Linked DNA regions of Homo sapiens: region 1 is linked to region 2. A link is a contact called in ENCODE Hi-C data. All regions are on one chromosome and are shown on one strand. The core of a region is the stretch at or near the end of the contact, and the rest is flanking DNA. Distances in the headings are between cores, read along the strand shown. Region 1 has its middle 240 kb from the start of TANK-AS1. Region 2 overlaps LOC105373718 (a long non-coding RNA gene).

Region 1 (2,812 bases), core at 84-2,583, 340 kb after region 2:
ACACAGATCCTCCCTCCTGCTTTAGGATTGGTGCACTATTAGATAACCCTGGATCAAATAGAAAATATTCCTTGTACTTTCTTTGCTCTGCTTAAGAAGGCAAAAAACTGTTGTATATTTTAGATTTTAATCCAGACACTTCACTTAAAATATAAAAGTATTGGCATGAAAAAGTGTCAGCTCTGGAAAACGTGTCTATGTGGGACACCTCATTCCCCAGCAATGTTAGCTAAATGATGTGCCGCTATAAGAAGCAATGATGCATGACATCAAAGAGAGTTGGACCCACCACATTTCATCACACTTTCTCTGGCATTCCAGAAGACCTCCTTGTTCTGCCTTCTTTACCACTGCTGCAAGAACTGAATCAAATATCCGGACCTTCCCCTGACAACTGAATTGATAACATTTTGATTTTTGAATTTCCATTAGAAATAATGCATGGCTACATGGCAAGAGAAAAGAAAGCAATAATGTGAAAAGCTTAGATACACCATGACATTATCATTTTATATAAATGTACTTACATTTTAAAATAGATAGTAATGAGTCATTAGAGGAAAGATATTGTATCTTTGTATTACAGTGCTACTGAGCTTAATGCTGAATGTCTCTTCAGCAGCCATAGATAGAAAGGGAGAGGGTAGGGTTGCTCCTCACTGACCTCTCAGGCATTATTCAGGACTATAGCCACATCATGCAAATATTTAATCAGTTCCTGAAAATTGTCAGCAAGAGGCAGTTAGAGAGAGGCAGCATTCTTCATTTATTACTGGCACTGCTGTAATAGTACTGAAGAAAGATAGAGGGGCACTCTAATCCCCTGTCCCTCAGCTAGACAACTGAAAATTCTTACTCTATCAGCAAAATGTGTCTATCAAAATCAAGACATAAGGTCTCGAAGACCATTTCATTTGAGAAAACATGAAATGGGACTAAATGGTGGGCACACGGTCTTGAAATAAAAGGTTACTTTTGATCCAGGGAGGGAGAAAAGATTGACCTCAAATGATCCTATGTCCAGGGAAGCCAATTTTAAACCCTGCAGTATTTATATTATAACTTCCAAAAAAATTTTAATCTGAATTTCTGCAAAATTAACATTAATGGAATACTGAATTTGTATGAGAATGAAACTAATCTCAAAGAAAATTATGTTTAAAAACCATTTTGAGAGAGAAATTATCATGTTTTGCTCTACAGGGAAAGGATTCGTGTTGACAAGTCAAACAAAAAGGAGGATGGGAACCAGTTGTCCAGGGAGTAGCAGGGCCAGGGCCTCTGAGCCCGCTGGCCGGCAGAGCAGGCAGTGCCCCCTGCAGGCCTGACTTCCTAAGAGTAGCTCATCAGAAATTAAGGACCTCACATAACTAATTGGGAAGCCAGCCAGCCCGGATTAGTCCACATCTAAGCATAGGCATCCCATCCAAGGTAGACTTCTGGAAGAGGCTCCAGAAAGGGCCAAAGATGGCTTACAAAGAGATTTTGCTGCCCACCTGGTTGTAAATGTCTTTTTGTTTTTTTTGTGGTGTTGACATAGCAAGGCTCCCAAACAGTACCCTCACAATGGTTTTTCCATACTGTCCAGGACACCTCCTTCAGACAAACATGGAAAACATGAGAGTATTCCAAATAATTACAGAGGCTCCATCCTCAGGGCCCCTCCCCATCATGGGCATCTTGCAGGTGTGGGCAACAGCACTGGATAACCCCTGTCAGGGAATGGAGGAGGAAGGCAGGGCTGTGCAAAAATGGAGTTTTGCAACCCAGAGATCCCTGTTGATTATAGATCCATAAACTCAGACAAGTCACTTAAGAATAAAGTCAGTGCCAGTTGATGACTGCTGCCCCAGAATAATTGTAAATAGTGCTTCCTTACTCTAAAATATCCCAGTTTGGGTTCTGTATTAATACATGGGTACTCTATGACAAACATCATTTACAAAAAAGTAATCTTCTGATTTTTTTTAATGTCTGTTTGTAGAAACACAATATAGATAGCCATAATATAGGCTCTGTTCAGTAAAGAATCAGTTCTGATAAATTGGCAATGAGAGATAGAGTATTATGAGAGGCAATGAGAGGCAGAGTATATGTTGACTCTTTAAAAATTGCTATCTTGATTTCTTCATTTTTGTGTGGGCAGTGGTGATGGCAGCAGGATGGGTGGTATGTGTGCGTGTGGAGGAAATTGTTAATACCTCTTAAAAGGCCTTTAGAAGGTCTTCTAAGTAAAGACGTCATACAATGTAGTATTATTATAACTTGTTGGAATTGATTTAAAAGGCTTAACAAGCAATAATATAGAGTCATTTGAAAAGTCTATGAGCAGAAGAACGACCAGGGACATGGGTGGAGTGGGTAAATTTCTGAATGGCAGTCAGATCACCTCTTCTGTCTAGGAAGAACATAGAACTGATCTGTGTGGGACAAAAAGCACTTGCATAATGAAGCCAAAACCCAATAGGAAAATCAGGACACCACAAGGAGCTCAAAGTTTTGTTTTGCTTTTGTTCTTTAATCAAGGGAGTGGCAGCTAGTTTGATGGAAGCATTTTTGTGTTAGAACATTGTGGCAAGGGAGAGAAACCTTAATTTCTGTAATTCTTTACCAAGAACTCCTTGCTTTGTCTTTAAAAGTGGGTTAAGCTAATTGTCTTGCCAGGGATTATTGGAGAGAGTCAATGGTGGGTGTGTTAAGAGCCTGGAAGCAAAATGTGAGTACTGTCCCCGGAAGGAGAGAGGTGGGATAACCACTGGGCTGCTTCAGGGTCTTGCTGCAATCTCTTTAACATCCACAGGTCATTCCGAAA
Region 2 (2,769 bases), core at 54-2,553:
ATTACTATTCAGGATGACACAGACAGCTCATATAGAGAACGATTGCCTTGAGTGTGCACCAGGGCTCAACGGAAAACCTCAGAAAGCCACTTGAATAGAAAATCGAAGGGGTCCCAATATGTGGACAGGGGTACTTTTCATCCTGCTGAGGAATCAGCAAAAAGAGCCAGTCAATTCTTTGCTCCAATACTGATTTTTTAAAAAAAGTTTAAAAAATGGAAAAATAATAATTAGAGATATTCATGGGATACACAGTGATGTTTCAACACACAGAATGTATAGTGATCAGATCAGAATAATTACCACATCCATCATCCCAAATGTTTACCATTTATTTGTGTTGGGAACATCTAATATCCTGCTTCTAGCTATTTGAGAGTATATAATATATTAATGTTAACTACAGTCATCCTACAGTGGTATAGAACACTGGAAATTATTCCTCATCCAGCTCCAAGACTAGTTTGTGCTACAAGGGTCTGGAGATAATTTAAGAAGGGGAGTGGAGTGGGGAAGGGGAAGGGAAAAGATGCATTTATGAAATACGTCACTAATCTAAATTTGTGGAGAGAGTTCTGGGATTTTCTCATAGGACCAGAACTCAAAAGCCTCCATCTGGGTAAAATCAAGATAAAATGTTTGCTGACTCCTTATACCCTAAGGGGTGAGATGCTCTTACTAAGAGCTTCTGAAAGCTTCTTTTCAAGCAAGCCCCTGTCATAAGAAAGACAATAGGATGTTTACAGTTTTCTTTCTTTCTTTTTTTTTTTGATAAATTCTGGCTGATGGTAATTCAGAACCATGCGTAACAATGTTTAGTTTTCTATGCAGACAGTGCAATGCTTGGACATGTCATGAACTTTGCAAAGAAAAAGAATATGCCTTGTAAAAAATTTAGTACCCAAATTTTGGGACCCAGAAAATTGAAATCTGTGAAGAATGCACATCTAAATCTTTAACATAGTGCCTCGGGGTTGGGGATGGGGGGGTAGCAGGAGGGAGGGGGATGTAATTCAAATACCAGCCTGGAGGAATCATTTCCATTATGCTGTAAGAAATGTAAGAAGTTATTATAATGAGGTCAGTTCTGGTCCTTATGTTATTAGCCGACCAGTGAGGACAGAGACAAGGTAGAACAGAAATTAATTAGTATTATGGGGGCTTTATAATCCAAGGTATTCAGAAATTTAGCAAAACTAGGTCTGTGTTCTTAAAAAAAAAAAGGATTATAGAGAGACCTTATTAAAGCACAGAAGGCTCAGCTATTTAAGATGGTGACATACATAGAGGCAGGAATGTGCAGAGAGAAGCTGAAAGGCAGCCAGGCCCTGAAGGAATTTCAGTGGAATTTCTTCACCGGAGGAGTAGTTAATAAATAGAGCAGATTTCTAAGGGCAGAAACTAGAGCAGTTACTACAAATAGTTTTATTTTTCCTCCTCCTTCTTCTTCTTCTTTAAAGAAGGGAGTGATAGGAAGTTGGAGAGGAAAATGTTGAAACAAAGAAAAACAAGCTTCTTACTAGCTCTCTAGGCCATCTCCCATGCAAAAATGTCTGTTCCCAGACATTCAGAATGTTGTATCATTTAGTAATCATAAAACATACTGTAGAGTTGACCTTGGGTGTTAGTTTTAGATTAATACTAGATATCATTAGGAACTGCATGTAATATAATACTTTTCAAGAGTCTGAAATACCATTTGTTTTGTCTTGCTGCCAACATTTCTGCTATTTTCCATTGCACAGGACAGAAATGAGGGCTTGAAAATCCTTTTGTGCTCTGCAGTCGTCCCCTCCTCCTGCCTTTGATGCAGGTCTTCCTCATAGTCTGATACACAAAGCCTTTTCTGGGACAGTGTTAATATACTAGATGTTTACAGATCTGAGGTTCTGAGTTATTTCTGCTTCCCCTTGATCAGGTAGGTTGGCTAACTCATTGTGCACATGCGTTTTTATTCTTCGTACTGTAAAATGATGACATAAAGAGAATGGGTGTAAATGTGTATATCTTTCCACCAACATATCTACAGTTTTATCAATATGCAGATTTTCTCTCACCTTGCCAGTCAAAAAATATTTGACCAGTAATCAGCTTGGCAAAAACTGTTAACTTTGAAATTTGCCAGTTGATTCCTGGGGCTGGAACTATTATCTGTTGTTCCTGTTACTATTTCTCTATTTGTGTCTCTCTCTGTCACTACCCATGAAAGTAAAAAGAATATTTACCCAAAGCCTTGCGATCTCACAAAAGAAGGGTTCGGTCAGGGCAACAGCTCAGGCAGCCCCAGTGAATAGCTCAGCTGACAGGCGTGTGGCGTGACTGGACTCACTGCACAGCAGCATTTCTCAGACCATGGGCTGTGTGGTCACCTGGGGTGTTTGTAGAGATGCAGATTCCTAGGCTCCACACCAGACCTACTGAAACAGCATTCCTGGGCTTGGGGCCTGTGAGTCTGCATTTAATTATGTCGCCCACGTGACTCTGAGATACATGGGCCTAGAGGAATGGAATGTGTACTTTGAAGGGGAAGACATGATGGGGGCTAAGAAGGCAACTGTAATGGATATTTGCTTTCATTTCAGCCCAAACCTCACAGGGAAGAGCAATAGCACAGGTTACAGTGTGCCCCAAGCAGCAGCCATTTGGAGGTGCCAGGCAAGCAGGGCACATGTGGTACTGCAGGGTCTGTGCAGGAGTGAACTGGGGCCAAGTGATCAGCAAGCATTCAGGGAGTGTATTAGAAAGTATCAAGCCGTAAGCAGAACGCTT

What was found. Hi-C counts contacts between places; a loop is a spot of excess contacts on that map. Pooled maps may share reads with other maps.
Region 1: a loop to region 2 is called in a map of heart right ventricle, with 2.2 times the contacts of the local background. The contact joins two enhancer-like sites. A Hi-C loop is called at or near these places in 4 of 168 maps with a recorded cell type or tissue (CD8-positive, alpha-beta T cell, chondrocyte, endothelial cell of umbilical vein and 1 more) and 5 of 50 pooled maps.

Annotation. Positions count from the first base shown.
Region 1 is chr2:160,917,783-160,920,594 of GRCh38, forward strand. No RefSeq gene overlaps it. Among named protein-coding and RNA genes, the nearest start is that of TANK-AS1, 240 kb to the right of the region's middle. Within about 2 kb of position 1,334, at least 9 of the 41 ENCODE cell types and tissues checked have a DNase peak (open chromatin) inside an H3K27ac peak, as active enhancers do; they include heart right ventricle, where a contact is called at or near this core.
Region 2 is chr2:160,581,673-160,584,441 of GRCh38, forward strand. The region is part of intron 2 of LOC105373718 (a long non-coding RNA gene); the gene reads right to left. Among named protein-coding and RNA genes, the nearest start is that of RBMS1, 89 kb to the left of the region's middle. Within about 2 kb of position 1,304, at least 6 of the 41 ENCODE cell types and tissues checked have a DNase peak (open chromatin) inside an H3K27ac peak, as active enhancers do; they include heart right ventricle, where a contact is called at or near this core.